2 separate regions of the Homo sapiens genome follow, and region 2 is linked to region 1. Evidence: chromatin loops called from intact Hi-C (ENCODE). Cell type or tissue: OCI-LY7. All regions are shown on one strand. Region 1 has its middle 15 kb from the start of B3GNT2. Region 2 overlaps COMMD1 (copper metabolism domain containing 1).

Evidence for each region. A loop is a pair of places that touch in the nucleus more often than their neighbours do. Peaks named below come from ENCODE experiments on the same cell type or tissue, not always from the same donor. Only the 100,000 strongest peaks of a DNase experiment are listed, where the experiment ranks them.
Region 2: it touches region 1 in a loop (2.5-fold over the local background); 2 of 110 quality-filtered maps call a loop at or near these places.

Annotation. Positions count from the first base shown.
Region 1 is chr2:62,178,230-62,183,229 of GRCh38, reverse strand. No RefSeq gene overlaps it. Among named protein-coding and RNA genes, the nearest start is that of B3GNT2, 15 kb to the left of the region's middle. In OCI-LY7, no CTCF peak of the experiment used is centred here; DNase peaks (open chromatin) are centred at 1,209, 2,079, 2,489, 2,796 and 1 weaker place; H3K4me3 peaks cover 2,028 bases; H3K27ac peaks cover 4,566 bases.
Region 2 is chr2:62,036,881-62,041,880 of GRCh38, reverse strand. All of the region lies in intron 2 of COMMD1 (copper metabolism domain containing 1), which reads right to left. Among named protein-coding and RNA genes, the nearest start is that of COMMD1, 130 kb to the right of the region's middle. In OCI-LY7, a CTCF peak has its summit at 737; a DNase peak (open chromatin) is centred at 2,370; H3K4me3 peaks cover 1,170 bases; H3K27ac peaks cover 2,191 bases.

The DNA.
Region 1 (5,000 bases):
ATATGTGCGCACATATATACACACATATATATGTGCGCACATATATACATATGTATACTAGTCCATACATGTATATATGTATATTAATCCAAACCGCCAAGCTTGGTCCAAGCTGGTCTCAAACTCCTGGCCTGATCCTCTCACCTTGGCCTCCCAAAGTGCTGGGATTATAGGTATGAGCCACCATGCCTGGCTTATCTCAAGATATTTATAAGGCAATTTGATTGGATTTGGGGGCAGGGACAGGAAGATTGTGGAAATGAGGAGTCCTAGGTTGCTGGATTGAACAGCTGGATAGACAATAGCAGTGCCATCTACTGAGTTTGAGAACACTGGGAAGGGAAAAGGAGCAGGGTGGTGGGAAAGGTGATACACTCGGTGGTGACCATGGGGAGTATGAGGTGTCTATGTGATGTCGAAGTGGAGCTGCCCATGAGGCAACTGGATATACAGGTCTGGAACCCAAAGAAAGACCAGTGTCTTCATCCATATTCTGTTGCTATAACAAAATACCTGAAGCTGAATAATTTATTAAGGAAAGAAGTTGATTTAGCTCACAATTCTGGAGGCCAGGAGATGAAAGACTGGGTGGCCCATCTGGCCAGCTGCCGGTAAGGGCCTCATGCTGTGTTATAACATTGCAGAGAAGCAAAAGGGGAGGCGGGCACATGCGAGAAGAGCAAACATGAGAGGCAGCCTCACTTTATAACAACCTGCTCTCACACGCTCAAGAAACTGCATTAATCCCTTCGTGAGGGCAGATCCCTCATGACCCAAATGCCTCTTAAAGGTCTCACCATGTCTCAATATCATTACACTGGGGACTAAGCCTCAACCTGAGTTTTGGTGGAGATAAACCATAGCAACCAGGAATACACACACACACACACACACACACAAGGGAATTATCTGCATATAGATGGTAACTGAAGTCATGAGTATGGTTGAACTCATCCAGGGAATGAAAAGAGACTGAGAGAAGCAGAGGGCCTAGGATAGAGCCTCTGAAGATCCAATTAATGGATGGACCCAGAGGGAGAATCCAGCAAAAGGAAGCCAGGAAGAAGTGAGAGAAGGAAAAAAACCAGAGTGTGGAGACACAGCATCCCACCGAAGAGCTGGTTTCAGAGCACAGTAGCGTTGGGTGGGTGTGGGGGGATGGGTAGCACTGTTGGCACCCAGATGTTAGTGGTAGAACATAAGGCAGCTAAGGGATTTGAAGCCCCAGAGGTCTTGTCTCCTTGAAGGCTGAGAACATGTCTTAAACCTATTTTATCTTCAACAGCACCAAGCTGTGCACTGTTCATTGTAAATGCCCAATAAAGACTTGTTTGCTCATTCGTTATGTTAATTAAAGCCACAGATCAGAGAGGCAAACCTGCTTGTGTGAGGCCTAGTTTGGGATAAAAGGCTAGGAAGACAACAGAGAGGGCACGGAGAAAAGCAAAAAATGACTGAGAAGTAAGACAAGTTTGCCTGCTGCATGAACAGTTGGAAAAAATATTTCACTCCTTACCAAAAAGAACAGCGGCAAAGCTGGGTAACAAGAAACAGTGAAAACTGATAGGTCTTTGAGGTGAAAAGAGGAAAAACATGGTGGGGGAGAAAGTAGATTAGTCAAATAAACATTTTATTATTTTTCTCCTTCTTCTTCTTCTTCTTCTTCTTCTTCTTTCTTTCTTAGCCTCCCAAAGTGCCAGGATTACAGGCATGAGCCACCAAGCCCAGCCTAGCTCTCACATTTTATTCTTAAACTCTATGACAGAGCAACTTAAAGAACCTTAGAGATAATAAAATCAATTGTATTATTTCACAAATGATAAAGTAAACACTTATAGAGGCTGGGGACTTGTGTAAGGAACAGCTAGTCATTGGTAAAGGTTGAACTCAAATTGACAGCTCGGCCCCCAGGCTGGTGCTATTTCCATTATAAAAATACAATCTCACTACTGGGCCCCTCTCCTCATTTCCTGCCCATTTCCTTCACTTTTATATGAGTGAAATTCAGTTAAAATGAACATCTGGGCAGCTGTGATAATCTGCACGAAGTTACAAACCCTGCGGTTGAGGCACTTTGCATGGCAGCAGGTGAACAATGGAGTTGAGGGTCAGAGATCAACGTTGCTCATCTGCCTCCTCTGGAAACCCCTGAGAGGGAAGGGCCAAGCATGGCTTCAGAAAGCCACCCTACATTTTTTTTTTTTTTTTTTTTTAGAGACAGACTCTTGTTTTGTCACCCAGGCTGGAGTACAGTGGCATGATCGTGGCTCACTGCAGTCTCAAACTCCTGCGCTCAAATCATCCTCCCGCCTCAGCCTCCTAAGTAGCTAGGACTACAGGCACATGCCAAGATGCCCACTTAATTCTTTAATTTTTTTGTAAAGACAGAGTCTTGCTAAGTTGCCTAGGCTGGTCTCAAACTCCTGGGCTCAAGCAATTTTCCTGCCTTAGCCTCCAAAAGCACTGAAAATTTTGATTTTTCAGGCACAAGCACCATCCCTGGCCTGAAAGTCATTTTTTAATCGTCGTAGGGAGCCCAGGAGTTGAGTCTGCAGTGAGCCATGATCATGCCACTGCACTCCACCCTGGGCAACAGAGTGAGACCATGTCTCTAAAAAACAAAACAAAAGAAAACCAAAAATGTAGCGGGGGTGGGACAATGTGTTCTCTTTTCCAAATGTATTTATCATTTTTATAATCAGGAAACTTTCTTAATTTTTTCTTTAATGAGAGAGTAGGTGGTTGAGGAGGAAGAGTTAAGGAGAAACAGGCTATCTGCCAGTGTGACCAGCAACCACTTAGAAGCAGAATGTGCCAGATGAAAACTAGGTAGGGCTCGCAGGGAAATCAGTTATTCGTCCCTTCCCCTCTTGTTTTCTTTTGGTTTGTAGATTATTGGTTTGGCTTAAAGGTGATTTTCCGTGCAAAGCAGCAATTGCATAGGGAAGACATTGCATTTTCCTTAATCTGGTGAGATAGGAGACCAAAGTGGGGAAGGAGATGAAAAATGGACACTGAAGGATGGGGTGAAGCCAGGGGACTTTGAAAGAACCATTTGTAGCTGGGCACGGTGGCTCACGCCTGTAATCCCAGCACTTTGGGAGGCCAAGGCAGGTGGATCACAAGGTCAGGAGTTCAAGACCAGCCCGGCCAATATGGCGAAACCCTGTCTCTACTAAAAATACAAAAATTAACCAGGCATGGTGGCAGATGCCTGTAGTCCCAGCTACTTGGGAGGCTGAGGCAGGAGAATCGCTTGAACCTGGGAGGCGGGGGTTGCAGTGAGCCAAGATCGTGCCACTGTACTCCAGCCTGGGTGACAGAGTGAGACTCCATCTCAAAAAAAAAAAAAAAAAAAAAAAAAAGAACCATTTCAGTGCAGTGTTGTCTGAGTACCTGTTACGAGCAAGACAGAGAAGAATGGAACGTGGTCCTTGTCCTTAAAATGTGTGACTGATTCACTGCTCTAGCTTCTAACACCCACCATGGTGCCTGCTGGACAAAAGGGGCTCAGTCTTTCCTGAATGGGAGAATGGGATGCCCATTCTTGAAAAGATTCAGCACATCCTTTCAATTGAGAAAAGTTCTCACATGCTTTTCCTTGACATTCTTAGATACATTAGTCCCAACAGGTGCCGTCTGTTCCAAGATGTCAGGCCTCACAGTACCAAAGAGCCACCATTTCCCCTCTCCTGGTACCCAGCACTGCACAGTTGGCCATTCCATTAGCTGGCTGTCTCTCAAATTCCCAGGCGCTGGGAGAAGACCCAGACCCTAGCAGAGGGTCAACAAGGTGCTCCGAAACTGCCAAGTCTTCAAGTCTAAAGTCGAACATGCCATTCTGGCCATAAGGAGACACCAGAGACAGTTTTTCCTCAGTTTAGTGGCAACATCCAGGTCTGGCTGATGCATTGTGGTGTCGGAGGCCAAAAGCTGTTCTCATTTTGCTTCCACAAGTCGCTTTTGGGTTCCAGAAAGAGAAAGTCATAACCTCTACAACTTGGAATACAACATTCCAAAACAGCTGAAGAGTGCTTGGCAACTTTCTCCGACAAAGTTAATTAAAACCTTCCCCTCCCCCAGGGGTCAGCGCCTACCGTTCATGGAGAACCTTCAAGATGCTCTCCAGCTAAGTCTCTGGACTTAAGAATTTGATTTGGAAAACTGCCATGGAACTCCTCAGAAATTCTAAGCCAGAAAAGTCCAAAGGCCTTCCTACTAGCAGCTTTTACTATGGTTCATAGCTCATTTTCAGCCAAAGGAATTCAATTCCCCACATCCAGCCAGGAGGAAAACATCTCTGTGGTACACAGTACTGGAGTACCATGTGCACCACCAGAAAGGCCAGCTTGGCTCTGGGAAGAATCGATGACATCATTCTCTCCATGCAATGTCAATGAGCTTGTGTCACTGAAACAGAATAAGCAGGTCACCATAGTACAAAGGCAGCACCTCCCTTACTCTCCTGCTGCTGTTTCTTAGGGCAAGAAATTCAGCTTTGCCTCACCTTGGCTTGGCCACACAGAGCTGGGAGGCATTTCAGGAGAAAGGAGCCATTGTCCCCAGCAGGATGTGCACCTTGCCAGCCTGTCTCCTTGTCATCCCAAACACAGGTTGGCTTCTCTGCCTATGGATCAACAATGTCCTTCTCAACAAATGTCAAGTGTCTTGGTGCTTTAAAAGATTCCTATGACAGATGTGATTGAGGTATCCAATTTTTAGCTTTGGGGTTATTTTGCCCAGTCTAATTTAATGTCAACTGAGTGGCTGAATTCCATGAAATGATGCCATATGCTACTGGAAAACCAGTGTAAGTCCTAGGTCCCTGGCCTCCAGGAGCTTATCATCTCCTAGTAGGGGGCTCTGAGCATGTCAGCTTTGGGCTCTGCCATGCCCAGTATCTCCTACAGAGGGGGGAAACTACCCCATCTATAGCCCCCTGCTCAGAGATAGCACCAAACTATTCTACGCCCAGGAATGGCCACTGATTGGGCCAGGAC
Region 2 (5,000 bases), 140 kb after region 1:
CCTTTATGAGCTGCAACACTCACAGCAAAAGTCTGCAGCTTGACTCCTGAAGCCAGCGAGACCACGAACCCACCGGAAGGAAGAAACTCCGGACACATCTGAACATCTGAAGGAACGAACTCCAGACACACCATCTTTAAGAACTGTAACACTCACCCGTGAGGGTCCGCGGCTTCATTCTTGAAGTCAGCGAGACCAAGAACCCACCAATTCCGGACACACTAGCACTTTGGGAGGACAGGGAGGCAGATGGCTTGAGCTCAGGAGCTCAAGACCAGCTTGGGCAACATGGTGAAACCTCATCTCCACACAAAACACAGAAAGAATTGGCCAAGTTTGCCCAGCTACTTGGGAGGCTAAGGTAGGAGGATTGCTTGGGCCTGGAAGGTCAAGGCTGCAGTGAGCTATGATAGCACCACTGTACTCCAACGTGGTGACAGAGTGAGACCCTATCTCAAAATACTAACAAAATGCATAAAAACAGCTCAATGATTACTTTTCTATTAATAAAACTGGCAAAAGAAAACACACATCAACTTTACAAATGTAATTTATTGAGCGAAAAAAAAACCACAAGTAGTTTTCATTATTAACAAATCAAGAGATTCATGATTTTTAATCTAGAGAGTAGAAATGGATTAATTTAAAATAAACTAAAGCCACGAATTAAAGAAGTTCCAGTCTGAAACATATTATATGTTAGATGATGGCATCTACTGACTAAATGTAATATTGCATTCCTGTATAAGTCATGAATATCTAGAGGAAGAGCAAAGTTTCTGGTGGCATGGACTGATAAGATCCTCGTAATGTTCTGGGGGTAGAGTACAGCAGTGTGAAGAGGAAAACAGTGACCAATGGGCAAGAAAAAGGCCAGGCACAGTGGCTCATGTCTGTAATCCCAGCACTTTGGGAGGCAAGGTGGGCAGGCCACTTGAGGCCAGGAGTTTGAGACCAGCCTGGCCAACATGGCAAAACCCCATCTCTACTAAAAGTACAAAAACTAGCCAGGTGTGGTGGTGCACACCTATAATCCCAGCTACTCAAGAGGCTGAAGCACGAGAACTGCTTGAACCCAGGAGGCAGAAGTTGCAGTGAGTCGAGATCGCGCCACTGCACTCTAGCTTGGGTGACAGAGCAAGACTGTCTCCAAAAATAAAAGGGAGGGGGGAAGGGGGCAAAGAAAAATTCCTGTACTAAAGACTATGACACAACCAAAAAGTAAACTGACAGGTGTATACTAAAATCCTCAAGCAAGGCAAATTGATCTTGGTGATATATAATTCCAAGAACTCCAACCTTAATTTTCTTCCTGAAATATTTTGTCTTTTGGGTTTTCATTTTTAGGGATATTATGTCTAATTTCACCATGAAAAATACAAGTAGGTTTCACTTCACATAAATTGTTTTCAAGAGAAACTATACTCTGAAAAGTAAAAGATATATTTTATAAATGATTTTTCACTGAGAACATAGGGAAAGAAAATGAGTTTTACACCAGGGAGAATTGTACTCAACCCTCTGGCCCTGCTACTAACTTGTATGACCTTTGTCTTCATTTATTTACCTTAAAATACATTTTTTAAGAACTGGCATATAATAGGTACTTTTTCTATTTTTATTTTTTGAGACAGAGTCTCACTCTGTCACGTAGGCTGGAGTGCCAGTGATGCAATCATGGCCAACTACAGCCTCAACTCCCTAGGCTCAAGTAATCCTCCCACCTCAGCCTCCCAAGTAGCTGGGACTACAGGTACATGCCACCATGCCCAGCTAATTATTGTAATTTTTGTAGACAGGGTCTCTATGTTGACTAGGCTAATCTCAAATTCCTGGCCTCACGCAATCCCCCAAGTCTTGGCCTCCCAAAGTGCTGGGATTACAGGCATAAGCCACCGTGCCCAGCTAAGCGGTACTCTTAACAAATGGCTATTGGTATGATTATCAAAGGGATTGCTAGCTATATAAATTTTTCCCAGGAGGGCCTTTGGGCAATAAAACTACATGTTACTATGCCAGAAAATACTTGACCAGTTAGGTTTCATAGTTCCTATGGAATTCTTGGTTCTAAGGATATTTGTGTTTAGTAGAAAGAGCTTTAAATAAGAAAAAAGAACACTTCTTTTCAGGTATTTAATTTTCTTAACTTCCAAAAGATAGAAAATACTACCTGGCATATCTCACACTTAATACTCCACAAGCAGATATATATGTTCCTTCGTCAGACAGAATTGTGCTTTCCTATATTTCCATAACTACGTACCAGAAACTGGCCAGCAATACTTGAAATTGCAACTTGGGCTATCCAACCATGGTGGTATGATGCAAGAGCAGCTTACTCCCCCTGATATTTAAGAGGCATATGCTGTGCAAGAGCTAGAAAATCAGCCAGCACCACCTAACCACAATGTGCTATTCTCACTTCCTCTCTGAGTCAAGTTTGCTAATCAACTCCTCAAAGAAAGGCCATAGTGATATTCCATCAGGTAAAAGGGAAGAGCACAGGCTTGTTCTCTTTAAGGCTGGGACAACTGCCAGGACTTTTCTGAATAAGACCTACTCTTTATGTGTATCCTTGCAATCATAAGATGTAGAATGTAAATGAATATACAAGCTAGGAATGGTTTCCTTAAAAAATGTGAAGTGCATATTCTCTGCTTGAAGGAAAGAAGACAGGAAATAGCATCCAACCCAACTACAGAGTAACTTAACAGCAGTCAGATTCAGAAAATGTGCTAACCCAATTTTCAGGCACAATTTTCTGGCCCTTCAAAGGCTGGAAATAAATGCAAGCATTCTGAGCTTGATTTCTCTTGGGAATGGCAGAGAAAGTTAAAGTTTTCTCCAAATTAAGCTTCATTTATCTACTTACGTTCTTAGAAACTGTAAAAGAAAATCAATATAAGTTTTTCAAAATACATACACACAACTATATATGCTGTGTATATGAGTATACATAAACTGTCTTTCATTAGAAATGAAATTTTAAGGAAGGTGGCCAACAAATCTAACATTAAAAAAATAAGGAAACAGGCTAGGAGTGATGCCTCACACCTGTAATCTTAGCACTTTGGGAAGCCAAGGCAGGCAAATCACTTGAGGTCAGGAGTTCAAGATCAGCCTGGGCAACATGGTGAAACCCCGGCTCTACTAACAATACAAAAATTAGCCAGGCGTGGTGATGTATGCCTGTAAGTCCAGCTACTTGGGAAGCTGAGGCATGAGAATTTGCTTGAATCCAGGAGGCTGAGGTTGCAATAAGCCAAGATCGTGCCACTGTACTCCAGCCTGGGCAACAGAGCAAGACTCCGTCTCAAAAATAAATAAATAAATAAATAAATGATAAAAAATAAAATATCAAAAAATAAAACATTTAAAAAAGAAACAATCATGCCTAGATAACAGAAAATTGGAAAAAAGAAAGCCATACGTTATTGTGATAAATTCTACAACAAAATTCAAAGCCATTTTCAATTTCTCAGTTATTGGAGTATTGCTGCTATTATTAACAATATCTTCATTACTTAATACATTTTGATTCATCGTTTTTTGGTTATTTTTGTTGTTGTTGTTGTTTGTTGCTGTTGCTGTTTGAGACAGAGTCTCACTCCGTCACCCAGGCTGGAGTGCAATGGCGCCATCTCGGCTGACTGCAACCTCCGCCTCCTGGATTCAAGCAATTCTCCTGCCTTAGCCTCCCAAGTAGCTGGGATTACAGGTGCATGCCACCACGCCCGACTAGTTTTGTATTTTTAGTAGAGATGGGGTTTCACCATGTTGGCCAGGCTGGTCTTGAACTCCTAACCTCAGGTGATCCTCCCATCTCGGCCTCTCAAAGTGCTGGGATTACAGGAGTGAGCCACCATGCCCAGACTGATTCACCAGTTTTTAAGACCACTATCCAAGGACAACTCTGTGAGGCAGACCGAATTAGTTCTGTTTTATATGTGAAAAACTGAGAAAAATATGTTAAGTGACTTATCTAACAGTACAAAACTAGTTAATGTGACAGCCAAAACTGGAACATAAGTCTTCTAACTCCTAGATCTTTCTACTAATCCAGTGGTTTCAAATTTTATTTTACCCCCAGAATCTTCTTTCAAACTAATTTTTTGTAGAATCCCACTAATTTAACAGATAAAACTGGAGCTCCTCCAACTAAAATGGCTATTAGGGCCAGAGCCATGTATATTTCAGTTGGCTTCTCCCTCCCCCATGATGGGCTTTGAGACTTCTGGGTAACATCATAACTCCAAGGAGCAAAATGTAAACCATTAAAAGTTATCTCCCTAATTGCCCAAGGAAATCCATAAAGTTCTAATCCAAATATGAATAAGACTAATAACCAGTAAAATGATACCTCTCGCAGCTACCATATCTAAGACTTTCATAATCATAAATATATATTAATGGAAATAAAAGTTATATCCCATACATACCATTCCAAAGATCATGGCCACATAGAGTTTACTAATTACAAAACTGCTCCTATGCACTGTGTGACAGAATGGGAAGGAGCTGGGCAGGGTGTATCCCATTTATTTGGCAATATTACCATCTCGTTTATAATTCTACCTAAGCTATTTGTTTCCCAAGTTAAATATAGATACCTTCCTTCAAATAAAATCTTATGCAGAGAGCATCTTATGAGCTATTCTATTGTAGTTAAATGAGGCAGGGGGCAGGCAAAGCCAGACAAGCCTCTCCAAAGCAGCCCAGGCCTCTTGGAACATTACGACAGAGGCATGACTAGCAAAAATAAAGGATTATTTCCAAGTTTCCAAGTGGTTCTTGAAATGCAAATGGTAAAGAGCATACACTGTTGATGGACTGACATCTGAAAAAGGAGAGGTGATAATACCTGATTTATAGGCATAAGTAAATATACTTGAATGCAAGGTACAACAAAAACTCATTGTCCCCAATCACCCCAATAAACCACTATATATCACTCATCTACAAATGGCTCGTAAAACAACAAGAAGAAAGTATTATTTTAA